Linked DNA regions of Homo sapiens: region 2 is linked to region 1. A link is a contact called in ENCODE Hi-C or POLR2A ChIA-PET data. All regions are on one chromosome and are shown on one strand. The core of a region is the stretch at or near the end of the contact, and the rest is flanking DNA. Distances in the headings are between cores, read along the strand shown.

Region 1 (6,947 bases), core at 3,308-5,807:
ACTCTTTTATTCAAGACATATGCTGATTATTCATCCACACATGGCCCATTTTACTTATTTTTACCTTTTTATTTTCATAATTTTTTTGAGACAGGGTATTGTTCTGTCACCCAGGCTGGAGTACAGTGGCACAAACATAGCTCACTGCCACCTCGACCTCCTGGGCTCAAGTAATCCTCCCACCTCAGTCTCCTGATTATCTGGGACTACAGGCATGCGCCACCATTCCTGGCTAATTTTTTTATTTTTTGTAGAGACAGGATTTTGCTATGTTGCCCAGGCTAGTCTCAAACTCTTGGCCTCAAGTGATTCTCTCAACGAAAGTGTTGGGATTACAGGCATGAGCCACCACACCTGGCCTGGATTATTTTTAACGCAATAATCTTCCACAAACTAAGACTCTGATCATAACCTATATTTAACGATAATATCCCCCATCCCATTTTGCTGCCTTCCTGCAATAATAATCATCCTGAACCCTATTGTTTTCATTTCCCTTGCTTTCCTTTTTATACATTTTACTGCATCAAAATGGATTCCTAAAAAGTATTTTTAGTTTAGTTGCTCTTAATTATTAAAAAAAAAAAAAAGCAGGGATGTTGCATGTAATTTGGGAAATTTTGTTCCACTAACATAGATTAATTCCTACTGTCATATCAAAATTCATTTTTTTTTTTTTTTTTTTGAGATGGAGTCTCGCTCTGTCGCACAGGCTGGAGTGCAGTGGCGAGATCTCCCCTCACTGCAGGCTCCACCCCCCGGGGTTCATGCCATTCTTCTGCCTCAGCCTCCCGCGTAGCTGGGACTACAGGCGTCCACCACCTCGCCTGGCTAATTTTTTGTATTTTTAGTAGAGACGGGGTTTCACCATGTTAGCCAGGATGGTCTCGATCTCCTGACCTCGTGATCCGCCCGCCTCGGCCTCCCAAAGTGCTGGGATTACAGGCATAAGCCACCGCGCCCAGCCTAAAATGGTAGTTCTTTCTTATCTCTTAGTTTTTCGTTTATATTTTTCTCTTTCTTTGTTCTAGATTTTCTCCTTCTAGAATTCTAATTCATTCCTCAGTTGTATCCGTTCTGTTATTTATTCCATCTGTGATTCCATAACATTACAGATGGAATAAATTACAGAATAGATATAGATGTTTTGAGACAAGGTCTCACTCTGTCGCCCAGGCTGGACTGCAGTGCCGTGATCATGGCTTACTGCAACCTCAACCTCCCCAGCTCAAGCAAGCCTCCCACCTTAGCCTCTGGAGTAGCTGGGACTACAGGCGTGTACCACCTAATCCAGCTAGTTTTTTTAATGTTCCCCAGGCTAGTCTCAAATTCTGAGCTAAAGCAATCCTTTTCAGCCTCCCAAAGTGCTGGGATTACAGGCATGAGCCACCATGCCAGGCCAATGTTCTTTAATCCAACCACTGTATTTTTCTTTTTCATATACATATATTTTTTGAGACGGAGTTTCGCTCTTGTTGCCCAGGTTGGAGTGCAATGGAGCGATCCTGGTCCACCGCAACCTCCACCTCCTGGGTTCAAACGATTCTCCTGCCTCAGCCTCCCGAGTAGCTAGGATTACAGGCATGCACCATCACGCCCAGCTAACTTTAACTTTATATTTTTAGTAGAGACGCGGTTTCTTTTTGTTGGTCAGGCTGGTCTCGAACTCCCAACCAGGTGATCCGCCCACCTTGGCCCAGCCTGCCAAAAGCATTTTAAAAAGTAAAAAAATCCTATAGTGTCAGGCCCTGCTCAACAGCTTGCTATTGCTGTAAAGATAAACACGTGGTCTATCCCCTCAGCACATTTTCACTCTTATCTTGCACTGTTTAGTCGTATCTTGAGCCTCAGCCACCCTGATCTTTTAGTTTCTCAAACAGGGCCTTTGCACAAATCGTCCCTTCATTTGGAGCACTGTGAGTTTTGTACAAAACTGATTCATCCTAAACCTTCAAGTCTCAGGTTAAATGTCACCTCTTCAACAGTCATCACGAGATTCCAGGCCAGAAGCAGTGGCTCACACCTGTAATCCCAGCACTTTGGGAGGCCAAGGCAGGCAGATTGAGGCCAGGAGTTCAAGACCAGCCTGGCCAACATAATGAAAACCTCTCTCTACTGAAAATACAAAAATTAGCTGGGCGTGGTGGCACAACGCCTGTAATCCAGCTACTTGCGTGGCTGCGGCAGAAGAATAGCTTGAACCCAGAAGGCAGAGGTTGCAGTGAGCCAAGATCATACCACTTCACTCCAGTGGCAGGGGTAGGGGATGCTAAAGCCATCTGAGTGAAAGGTTGGGGTGGAAAGAAAACACGTGGAGTAGGCTGACCATTCCACCATCCCCAACCTTATCACTAAAAGAGGGTCATTCACACACCATATACTACTTGATTATGAAGCAACAAGAAACTAGCACAACACCTATTAAGTATTCCTGACCAAAAGATAAATAATCCAAATCTAGACCTACCTACTAACTGCAAGTTACTAGGGAAAATGGAGAGCAAGCAGTTAATAAGTCAAATCCAGAACGTAGGTGTTCTACAGGACCTGGGACGGCAGGGAAGATTAAAGTGGGAAGATTAAACTGGGAAGATTAAATCTTTAATTAAAGATTAACGATTGTTATAGAATCTTAAAAAACCAACTGCAGCCGGTGGCCTGTGCCTGTAGTCCCAGCTATTCCGGAGGGCTGAGGCAGGAGGATCCCTAGAGTCCAGGAGTTTCAGGCTGTAGTGTGCAATGATCACACCTGTGAATAGCCACTGCACTGCAGCCTGAGCACACAGTGAGACCTCATCTCTTTTTTTGAGACAGGCTCTCGCGCTGTCGCCTAAGCTAGAGTGCAGTAGCTCCATCCCGGCTTGCTGCAGCCTTTACCTCCTGGGATCAAGCAATCCTCCCACCTCAGTCTCTTGGGTAGCTGGGACTGGAAGCTCGCTCTATGACACTGATTTTTTTATTTTTTGCAGAGATGGGGCTCAGTTTGTTGCCTAGGCTGGTGTCGAACTCCGAGACTCAAGCAAACCTGCCCCCTTGGCCTCCCAAAGTGCTGGGATTAAAGGTGTGAGCCACTGGGCCTGGCCGAAATCCCATCTATTAAAAAAAAAATGTATGAGGAGAGAGAAGACTAAATCTAAACTGAGATACAGTAATACTTAACACCAAGAGGTTCCAAGTATCTTTGACAGATACTAGTTCCACGTGCCAACAGCACAGAGCTGCAGCATTTTCTCCGGGTGTTGCTTTTAAACTGTGGTTTTCGGCCGGGCACGGTGGCTCACGCCTGTAATCCCAACACTTTCGGAGGCCGAGGTGGGCGGATCACCTGAGGTCTGGAGTTCGAGAACAGCCTGGCCAACCTGGTGAAACCTCATCTCTAATAAAACACAAAATTAGCCAGGCGTGGTGGCGCACACCTGTAATCCCAGCGACCCGGGAGGCTGAGGCAGAAGAATCACTTGAACCCGTGAGGCAGAAGTTGCAGTGAGCCAAGATCGCGCCACTGCACGCCAGCCTGGGCAAAAAGAGCGAAACTCCACTCAAAAAAAACAAAAACAAAACAAAAACACAACCAAAAAAACCTGTGGTTTTCAAGCTTTAAGGTATACAAAAATCACTGGGAGGTGTGCTCATTAAAATATATTTCTCTGAGCCCCATCTCGATACTGTCTGTAGGTTTCAGTGTGGCCCCAAAACGAACATTTTTTCTTTTTTTTTTTTTGAGACGGAATCTCCCTCTGTAGCCCAAGCTGGAGTGCAGTGGCGCGATCTCGACTCACTGCAACCCCCGCCCACGGATTCAAGTGATTCTCCTGCCTCAGCCTCCCGAGTAGCTAGGATTACAGGCATGCGCCACCACACACATCTAATATTTTTGTATTTTTACTAGAGACGGGGTTTCACCAGGTTGGCCAGGTTGGTCTCGAACTCCTGTCCTCAGGTAGATCCACCCACCTCGGCCTCCTGAAGTGCTGGGATTACAGGCGTGAGCCACCGCGCCAAGCCAAAACAAGCATTTTCAAACAAGCACTCAAGTGCCTCTAAGGTAGACTGTCCGCAGACCTAAAAACTAACTTAAAAACTTAAGACACGTCAATGTCATTCTACCCGGTTCCCTCTCTCCCACCTCCTTTCTCCAAATTGCCTCAACAGTCCTCAAATGTTGTGTCCAGTTAAACTCAATCCAACTACGTCGACTTTAGGTTTGTCACCTGTTGGCCAAAGTTACTTCACGTCACCCCACCTCCACTTTTATCTTCCGCGAGCCCTCATCCCACAACTCTTCCCCTCCCCCCGAGCCCTTCTTCCGCCTGGCGCGGCCTTCCCCACGCCGCCCGACCCACCTCTCAAGCTCCTCCCGCCCGCTACCCGCACAACTGGCGGTACGGCCGCCTGCTCCTCACTCTCCAGCTCCCGCTCCCGGCACCCCGCCGACGAAGGCCAAGAGCCACACCTTACGGCAGCTCCATGAGTCGCTCCCCCGCCGAGCCCGGGTGGGGGGAGGGGTGGCAGTCACAGATCCTAGGGCCTCGGCAGCATTTTGAAATGGCGAGTAATGAAGCCGCAACTTCCGGCCTCCCACACGGCCTCACACGAGGGCTTCCGGTGAGGCCTCCGGAAACCATAGATGGAGCAATGGGAGGACTAGAGAGCTAGAAAGGCTGAGCTCACTACCATAGAGTAGATCCTAGTCCGGGGAGAGAGTCGTGGGGCCCGAACGGTTGAAAGTCGTCAGATTTGAAGAGATAATAAGTGAGGGACTTGCAGGGTCTTGTGATATTTACAGACGTGTATTAGGAGATCAGAAAACAGAGAAGAGGAAGAGCTAAGGTCATAATCACAGGCTGCCTTCAGCTCTTCGGAAAAACTACGCTTCCTCTGCCATTCCCCAGTCCTCACCCTTACTCCCCAAGGGTGGTAGGGAAGGGAAACGGAGCGATGGCGGCACTAGGGTGGCAAGGAAGCTTGAAGCCATGTCAAATAAATAGTTGAAAGCACCAGCCGCTGTGGCTCACGCCTGTAATCCCAGCACTTTGGGAGGCCTAAGGCAGGCGGATCACCTGAGGTCAGGAGTTCGAGACCAGTCTGACCAATATGGTGAAACCCTGTTTCTACTAAAAATACAAAATTAGTCGGGTGTGGTGGCGCATGCCTGTAATCCCAGCTACTCAGGAGAATCGTTTGAACTTGGGAGGCGGAGGTTGCAGTGAGCCGAGATAGCGCCATTCCAGCCTGGGCAACAAGAGCGAAACTCCTCAAAAAAAAAAAAAAAAAAGAAAAAGAAATAGTTGAAGGCTCAAGGGAGTTTTTAACCTGCATATAAACGAGGGAGGCCGGGCGCAGTGGCTCTCCCCTGTAATCCCAGCGCACTTTGGGAGGCCGAGGCGGGCGGATCACCTGAGGTCAGCAGTTCGAGACCATCCTGCCCAACATGGCGAAACCCCCGTTTCTACTAAAAATACAAAAAATTAGCGGGGCATGGTGGCGGTCACCTGTAATCCCAGCTACTTAGGAGGCCGAGGCAGGAGAATCGTTTGAACCCGGGTGGCGGAGGTTGCAGTGAGCCGAGATAGCGCCATTGCACTCCAGCCTGGGCGACAAGAGCGAAACTGCATCTCAAAAAAAAAAAAAAAAAAAAAGAGGGAAAGGGTTGAGCATAGAAATTGGAAGCTGTCTTCAAATAACTGAATAGTATAATATTGGAAATAACGGAGCCTTATTCTCTTCTCCAAAGTGCAGAACTAAAACCAATAGAAATTACAAGGCAGTATTTTTAAGCTCAGAAAATCCTCTAACATTTAGAGTTGTTCTGAAATAAATGAAATTAGGTATTTGGGGGAAGTAATGTCATTTGAAGACAGCCTGCCTGAGAGGTTTGTTGAAAGCTCTTCTATATTAGGAAACATTAAAACTGGCTGTGTAACCCAAGAAAGCTCCATCTCAGTGTTCTTTGCACCTGTCTTTTAGCATTTACCACGTATTTTTTTTTTAGTTATTTGTGTATATACCATTCTTATCTCTCCCAATAAGCAACAACAAAACCTGGCTCCCAATGCTAGATACAGACCCATGCAAAAGAACACAGGGCAGTAACCTTCCTTAAATTTGTACATTCCGCTTTGTTCTACTTCTAGCATAACCTCCTGCATAGCTGGGAGATCCAGGGTTCCATTAAGGAGCTGAAGAATTAACTTCTTTTTCATAGAAATCTGCAACCACCTCACTCACAAAAAAAAAAAAAAAAAGGTCAAGGGTGCTTTTTTAGGTGAACCACTGTCAACTATTTCCCCTGTCCTTTTGTGCAATTAGTATTTTTTAAAACTTTCAACAGGAATTTTTTTTTTGTAACTTTTAAATAGCATCTGGTTAGTTTGGATCCTTTCCTAATGTCTCCTGGAGCCTTGGAATATGATCTGTTCATGCAATTCAGTTTGTGTGAGATCAACAGGTATTTGTTGAGGCCAGGTGCAGTGGCTCACACCTGTAATCCCAACCCTTTGGGAGGCCAAGGTGGGAGGATCGTTTAAGCCCAGGAGTTCAAGACCAGCCTGGGCAAGAAAGCGAGAACACCATCTCTACAAAAAAAAAAAAAAAAAAAAAAAAAAAAAAATTAATTAGCTGAGCATCCTACTTGTGCCAAGCACCAATCTAGAGGATTCCAAAACAAGACCTGAAATCTGTCTAGTGGAGGAATCAGACTGTCCAGGTAAAAAGAATGTGGTAAGTGCAATGATTGATGAGCTGCAGTTAACCTCCTCTAGGTTAAGAGAGATAAGCCTTTTCAATTTGGGCAAAATATTGACCAACATCTTTAATTCGTCTTCATTTAAAATCTCGAGGGCCCGGCGCAGTGGCTTATGCCTGTAATCCCAGCACTTTGGGAGGTCGAGGCAGGTGGATCACGTGAGGTCAGAAGTTCGAGACTAGCCTGGCCAACATGGTAAAAC
Region 2 (7,587 bases), core at 2,376-4,875, 63 kb before region 1:
CTCAGGGCCATGCTGACTGCACACCGACCTGCTCCCTTCTTGAAGGCAGAGGCTGGATTTTGAGCACTCCAGTTAGTGCAGGGACAGCACGGGACCCCTGTACCTCAGTGGCTGCACACTCCAAGGCCGAGTTTATGAAGGAGGACCAGCAGTCATCTACTTCCCCTGTCAAACACCATTACAGACTTGCAAACGCCAGTCTCTAAAGTTGGCTCTCTAGGCTGGATCTGTTCAAGTAAGCTGCATCAGCCAGTCAGTCACAGAGGAATTGGCCCCTCCACCCCCAAAAGACCCCTAAACCAAAGCCTGGGTGGCAGAGCAGTTGCCACCATCAAGCCAAGCTTGGACATCTAGGCTGAACTATGAAGGGTACACCGTTGAGATAGACAGTCCCTGGCCTTGTAGCCAAAGTGTCCAGTGTTCTGTTGTGTGGGCATCTAGGGGAGTCCTAAGGGATCAGCTGCCCAGCAGCCTTTTTCTAGAAATACAGGCACATCCACATGGATACAACAAGATCTCCAGGAGCCACGTGTCCTTCCTGTCCCCCGACAGCCACACTGATGGGACCAGCTGTGCATAGCCCACCTAAGCTGCGCATCTCAGAGTCCTTCCCTGAGCATTTGGAACCAAGAGACTCCAGGGTAGCCTGGCTTTCTCATAAACACAGGGACATAAACTTCAGAAATATTAGTGGTGGCCGTTCTCCTCCTTGGAGTCAAGAATAGAGAGAAAGCCAGTCTACAGCAAGAGAAAAGAATGAGGCAGCCCTGAAAAGAGGAGGGAGGCCCACTTGCATCCATGCCTTTGGGTTCCATGATACCTTAAGACTTTTCTCACAAAGTCCCCATTTTTGCTTAGAGTTGGTTTCTGTTACTTGTAACCAATAGAGTTAATACAGTATAACTCCATCATTCTCAACCAGGGGCGATTTTGTTCCCCAGGGGACATTTGGTGATGTCTGGAGATATTTTTGGTTATCATAACTGGGGGAAAGGGGGTGCTACTGACATCTAGTAGGTGGTCAGGGATGCTGATAAACATCCTACAATGCACGGGGCAGCCCCTCACACCAGGAACCATCTAGTCCAAAATGTCAAGTTGACAAGCACCATGCTTGTCAAAGACAGGAGCGATCATCATGAAAAAATAGGCTTTGTGTCTCACTTCTCCATTTGGCAAAGACTCTTTCATTTTAAACAATATTCTGGTGGTGAGAATTCTCATACCTTGATAGCAGGAGGACAGACAATGAGTGCAACCTCTATGAAGAATCATTTAACAAGACATTTACCTGGGGCCTTAACATGTTCACTGTTAAATCAGCAATTTACTTTGTAGAATTTATTCTTGGTAGAAAATCTTAATTCAGATATACACAAAGATTTATGCAAAAGGATGTTCAGTGTAGCTTTATTTATAATGGTGAAAAATGGAAACAACTTAAATATCAACCACTGGGTATTGGTTACATAAATTATGATACATTCATAGCACAGAATAATATATGTAGCACTTAAAATTATGTTTATGAAGATTATTTAGTAACACAGGGAAATGCTCATTATGTTAACTGAAAAGCCAGAATATAAAATTTTTGAAATATGCATAAGCACAGAAAAAAAGGCTGCAGGGAAATATATCAAAATATTAACTGTGGCTATCTCTAGGGACTAGGATCACAGCTATTTTTTTGTTTTCCTATTTTTAAAAAATATTTTCCAATTTTTCTGCAATTAACATGTATTATAATTTGGAATTTAATACTAGAAAGGAATCGTGATATCAGAATTTAGGATAGTCTAGATTATTCATTCATCAAAAAATAAATAAATAAATATATATATATATATATATATATATATTAAGAGCCTACCATGTGCTAGACGGACATTGTGAATAGGCAGACAAGGCCACTGACCTCAAGGGGTTTCCAGTCCAGGAGAGGAAGCACTTCAGAGGTTCCAACTATTTGCAAATTCACTGTTATAGAAACCATCTGAAAAGGATTTGTTATTAACACTTAAATAGCTACCATTTGTTGAGAGCTTATTATGTCAGTACTAGATGCCTTACAATTTTGATCTCATTATCTCTGCATAACACCCCGAAAAAATATGGTTAAGTCTTGGTCACATGGCTGGTGGGCAGTGGCCAGGATTCAAACCATATCTATTTACCATCAGCACAAATTCCCAGTCTCCTCTGCTCCCTGCCTCAGTGACAGGGGTCATTTCAGGACCATAAGATATGGCAAACTGGAGCCACCAAGAAAGATTTTAAAGTCTAGAAAGCCAGATAGAAAAGGGTATGCAGGCCAGGTATGGTGGCTCACAACTGTAATCCCAGCACTTTGGGAGGCCAAGGTGAGAGGATTGCCTGAGTCCAGGAGTTCAAGACCAGCCTGGGCAACATAGTGAGACCTTGTCAACAAAAAAATTTTAAAAAGACAAAATTAGCCAGGTATCGTGGTGCACACCTGTGGTCCCAGCTACTCTGGAGGCTGAGGTGGGTGGATGGCTTCAACCTGGGAGGTTGAGGCTTCAGCGAGCCTTGATCTTGCCACTTGGGCTTCAGCCTGGGCAAGATCCTGTCTCAAAAAAAAAAAAAAAGAGAGAGAAAAGAAAGAAAAGAAAGAGGCATGAGTGGGAGGAATGTAGGCCACTGACCAGATATCCAGCAGGAGGCCAAGAGTGAAGTTGTTTGCAGTGTTAGGGAAGGTCGTGGGGCCAGGGCTGGGGCAGAAGGGTGGTCACTGTCACAGATGAGCTCTGAGCTGCCCATGAGAAGGAAGAAATAGAGAAAAAGCAAAACCATTTAAGAAGTGGAGATAGAAAGACGAGCGCTTTGATGTACATTGGAATGGCTGCAGCTGCGGCCAGAAAGGAGCACGTCCTCTCCCCAGAGGTGAGTCTATTAGAGAAGGTTCCACACAGTGAGAGGGGAGCACAGAGGGGAATGAGCTTGTGCTGCAAACCAAAGCTCAGGGGACTCCAAGAAAACACGGAAATCAGGAGACCTCATGGGTTGTTGTAAAGGGCTATTGAGATGGCCTCCTCCCAGAAGAAATCAACAGAAAGGGTCCTGCTTCTTGGTGACCCAGAAGCCCGGGATAGGCTGGGTGTGGAGAGAAAGGGAAGCTGCGGAAGTCAAACTGGGGACTATTAGGAGCTTGGATCACTGGATTAACTTTGCAAAGTGAATTAAGTAATGAAGCTGGATGCAGATGGTGGAGCAACCGGGGTAGTTTGTGACTGGGAGGGACTAGTTTCTGCACTTCCAACAGCTGGCTGAACAGGTTAAATGCTCCACTCAAAGCCCAGGTCATTACCGTTGGTGGTGACATCCTGGCCCCTTCAGTGACAGACACAGAGGATCACCGTGGAGAAACACCAGGGAAGCTGAAGCTGATTTCCACTCACAATCTCGTTGTGTGCTTTGGTTCAGACATTTTTTTTTTTTGGTTCAGAAACTTCCAGGGGAAAACACCAGGCTAGGAGTCCAGAGGCCCGAGTGCGAGTCCCGGGACTCCTGTAAGTCACAGGAGCGGACGCATGCCACTTACCCGTGTCCTCAGCTGGAAAGTGAGAATGACGGTGCCACCCTCTCCTTCTCGGGCCTCCCCTGCCCAGTTTTCTCGGTGCCTCAGTGCCCTCCTCCAGACAGAGGGGGTGAGGAAAGTGCTTGCTTCGCAGGGCAGTGATGAGGGTCCAAGGAGGCAGCGCACGGTAAACTCCCTCCGAGGAAGCCAGGCTCGCAGTCAGCACTCAGCATCGTTGTTGCTGCTGCTTCTGCTGTTGTTTTTAGGCTAACTGGAGATAATAGATGTGAAAGTGTTTTGAGAAATACAAAGCACTCTATGTTCCAATAAAAGGTGTGGTTTCCATTCTTCCCTCTTCCTGTTTCATTTCTCAAAACTCCCCTCTGCACTGCTGGACTGAGCTATTGAACATGTCCCATCTCCCACAGGCTCCCCTGCCTCCAGAGCCCCCATCCCCTCCCCTTCACCCCCTCCTTCCTGGCACACAAAGCCCAACCCTTCTTCCTCTCCCCTGGGAGCCTCCCCTGATCCAGGCTGGGCTGGAGCCTCCTCCTCTCGGTTTCACCAGCACCCGTTGACTGCTGGCTGCACATACTGCAAATTTTCTGTGCTTTCATTTTTGGTTTTGTTTTGTCTTTTTCAGTCTTTTTCCTGCACTCTCCCCACCCTGACATAAGTTTCTTGGGCACAGACAGGGTGTCTAATTTGTCATTGCATGCCCAGAATCTAGCAAAGTCCAGGCATATTATCGTAAGCCCAGCAAATGTACACGGATTTGAATGAATGAGGAAATAAGATCATGTATATGAAGTCACCTTTTATGGTCTTAGAAATAATCATTATTAATAGCTCACTCAACAATATTCATTGATCACCTACTAATCTTTGAAAGGCCTCTACCTGGTACCTAGGGCAACACATAATAGGGTCTCTGCTCTCAAGGACTTTTCAAGGGAATAAGGGAGAACCCCTAGTGGAATTTTACGACCTGCAGATGACAATAACATAAATGTAGTAACATATGTATGTGCCCTAAAAGAGGCCAGGCTACCTGTTGCAGAAGTACAGTCAGGGACAGCTCCCCAGGGGCTTCAGGAGGCTCCTAAAGGAGGAGCTGACTTGAGCTCTGCCTTGTCCAGCCTCTCTGCAGCCCTGGGCCCTTCACTTCGTCTCTTCCTTCAGCTTTGGGAGGACTCAAGAGAGCTTGTGTCCTGCCCCTAGCCTCTCAGGAGGGGCCAGCAGCTCCCTGGGCTTCTCTGAGGCCACCACCTGGCAAACCTGGGGAGTCCTTGATCTGAGGCACCCGCAGGGTCACGCCTGCTACAACTCCATCTGGCCAAGGCCTCAAGGCAGCAGAGGCTGAGGGATTTGGAGCCCCCCAAACCCTGGTTTGAGTCTTGGCTCTGCCACTTGCCAGTTGTGTGAAGACATAATTACACTTTATCCAGGCCCCAAATTTCTCGTGTATAAAATGAGGCCAAGCCAGGTGCAGTGGCTCACGCCTGTAATTCCAGCACCTTGGGAGGCTGAAGCGGGAGGAGGATCGCTTAAGGCCAGGAGTTCAAGACCAGCCTGGGCAACATAGCAAGACCTTGTTTACATACAAAATCAAACATTTAGCCAGGTGCGGTGGCACATGCCTGTGGTCCCAGCTACTTGGGAGGCTGAGGTGGGAGAATTGAGGAGCCCGGGAGGTCGAGGTTGCAGTGAGCTGTAACAGTGCCACTGCATCCTAGCCTGGGTGACAAGAGTGAGATCCTGCCTCAAAAAAAACAAAAACATAACGTAAATAAAATGAGGACAATAGCCATTAATGAGATGGTGACACTTCAATGAAACAACAGATATGGAGAACCTGGAACATTCTTTTAAAAGCCTTCAATAAATGTAAACCATTTTTCGCTCTAGGACCTATAAAGCTGCAGTGCTTTGCAGCCAGTGGTGGGTGCACTCTAGGCCTCATGGGTGTGTTAGACATATCACAGGGCCCTGCCCCACCCTCTGGTCTGGGAATCCTGGGATCCCAGAAAAATGATGCAGGTTAGTAAAACTCAGACCTTCTAAATTTTATAGACACATTTAAGAATCTCTCAGGGTCAAGAACTAGTTGTAATTAAATTATAAATGTCCAGAAAAGAGAGAATGACCTCATTTTAGCCTCTGACCCCATGAGGCACAAGAAGGCAGGTATAGTTACCCCAGATGAGGAAACCAGGCCCAGAGAAGGGAAGTGTTTTGGCCAAGGGCACATAGTGCACGAGGGGCAGAACCCGGACTAAGTCTGCCCTTTCCTCTCTGCATAGTTACCATCTAATAGGCTGGGTGCCCAGAGGGGCCCCTTCTTGCCTAGGGACCAGTCTGCCTTTGTAGGACTAACAAATTAGCTACAAGATTAGAAATTACAGTTTAGGGGTCATGTCGCCTATGGCTCCAAGAGTCTGAACCTCCCCAAATTGTTCCTGGGAATAACATCACTATTGTAAAACCTAAGATCAGTGCTTGAGATATTTTGCAGACCCTGCACTCGATGGATCAGCTGACACCACCAAGACCAGTAATCTGGCTTCACCAGTTCTGCCATCCCACCCAGGAACAGAAAACAGCAAGAAAACCTCACTCCGACCCCCTATGATTCCATCTCTAACCTGACCAGTCAGCACTGACCACTTCCCAAGCCCCTACCCACTGAATTATCTTTAAAAACTCTGATCCCTGAATGCTCAAATGCTTGGGGAGACTAATTTGAGTAATAATAAAACTCCGGTCTCCCGCACAGCTGGCTCTGCATGAATTACTGTTTCTTCACTGTAATTCCCCTGTCTAGGCAGCAGGGAAGGTGAACCCACTAGGCGGTTACACTGTCCTTACAGTCTCTAAGGCTCCTCCTGCCCCAACGCTCAGGGACTCCCGGGCATTCAGTCGAGGGGTGTAAGATCAAGCCAGGCCTGACATCCTGCTGACTTGCCTGTCATAGAACAAAGGTCCCAGGGTTATCTGGCCCATCCTCCTGCTCCCGGCTCTGCCCATCTCCTCTCTGCCGCCTGCTCCCAAACCAACCTGTCTGTCCACCCCAGTTAGCACTCCAGCTAGCTGGAGGGGAGGGAAGGAGAGGCTGCATTCATTGCAGCCTTGTACATATAAGCAAGTTTGTGGGCCCACAGCCTTCACCCCACCACCCCCTGCTCTGCCACTGCATCATCTCCAGTCTCTTCTCTCCTCCCTGCACCCATCCCCCAACCACAGAAGCCTAACAGATTCCAAGGGAACAGCTGGAACCTCCTTGCTGCTGGAACTTTTGCTGGTGGGAAGGGGTAGGGCATGCCCTGACCTGGGCATCTCAGGGACACACTGCTCGGGCCTCTGCCTTCTGGGTCTCCTCTTGGTTCCATTTGTCCTGTAGCCTCTCCCTGTACAGGAGGTCAGGAGGAGCAGTCACAAGTCGCCCTGTCTGATGCATTAGGACACAGAAACCCAGGAAGGTTGAATGGCTCACTCAAGTTCACACACAACAGCCCGAGGAGGAAACCACTCAGTCCAACAGGAGCTCGGCCAAGTTGCCAGCTTGCCTTGCCCTCCTCCCTGAGATGGCCAGCATCCTGTATGGATTCAGGGAGAACTCAAACATCAAAACTGGCAGAGGTGGAAGTGGAGAGTGGCAAAGGGGGAAAAAGATGAATCAAGGCACGCAATCCCACTAAAGAAAGAAGGCTTCAATGTACCCGGTGGCCCCCTGCCGGCTCCCAATGCCAGCCACAGCGCCATCCTCCTACTGAATGTTTAATTAAAAGAACAGGACTAATGGGATGGGTGTCAAACTACACACTTAATCTGCACCAGAGACAGCCCCTCTGGGAGCCACTGAAAGAGATCAAAGCTGCTTCTGTGAAGCCCTCATTCTTCAGGGACTTCAGGGGAGTCGGCAGCAGGAAAAAGATTTGGAAAAACCACCAAAAAAATAAAAATAATAATAATAAATGAGGAAAGAGAGGAGAGTTGGGAGTAGGAGGGTGTGAGGAGCGCGGGCCAAGGAAGGCAGCAGGTTCCAGGCC

The links. A loop is a pair of places that touch in the nucleus more often than their neighbours do. ChIA-PET counts read pairs that join two places held with the same protein, here RNA polymerase II (POLR2A). Pooled maps may share reads with other maps.
Region 2: a pooled map shows a loop between it and region 1 (5-fold over the local background). The contact joins the enhancer-like site here to the promoter of MDM4 in region 1. A Hi-C loop is called at or near these places in 4 of 37 single-sample maps with no recorded cell type and 10 of 50 pooled maps. POLR2A ChIA-PET finds 5 or more read pairs at or near these places in 18 of 52 experiments (CD4-positive, alpha-beta T cell, Caco-2, GM12878 and 13 more).

What each region holds. Positions count from the first base shown.
Region 1 is chr1:204,514,016-204,520,962 of GRCh38, reverse strand. MDM4 (MDM4 regulator of p53) reads right to left here and starts at 4,557. Exons shown (of 11, transcript NM_002393.5): 1 at 4,454-4,557. RefSeq lists enhancers at 4,285-4,564, 4,595-4,674, 4,685-4,814, 4,253-5,163, 4,104-5,303 and 1 more.
Region 2 is chr1:204,575,489-204,583,075 of GRCh38, reverse strand. LRRN2-AS1 (LRRN2 antisense RNA 1) reads right to left here. Exons shown (of 13, transcript XR_007066814.1): 3 at 2,667-7,587; 4 at 1,919-1,996. Among named protein-coding and RNA genes, the nearest start is that of LRRN2-AS1, 15 kb to the right of the region's middle. RefSeq lists an enhancer at 4,300-4,831. Within about 2 kb of position 3,625, at least 12 of the 41 ENCODE cell types and tissues checked have a DNase peak (open chromatin) inside an H3K27ac peak, as active enhancers do; they include GM12878 and OCI-LY7, where a contact is called at or near this core.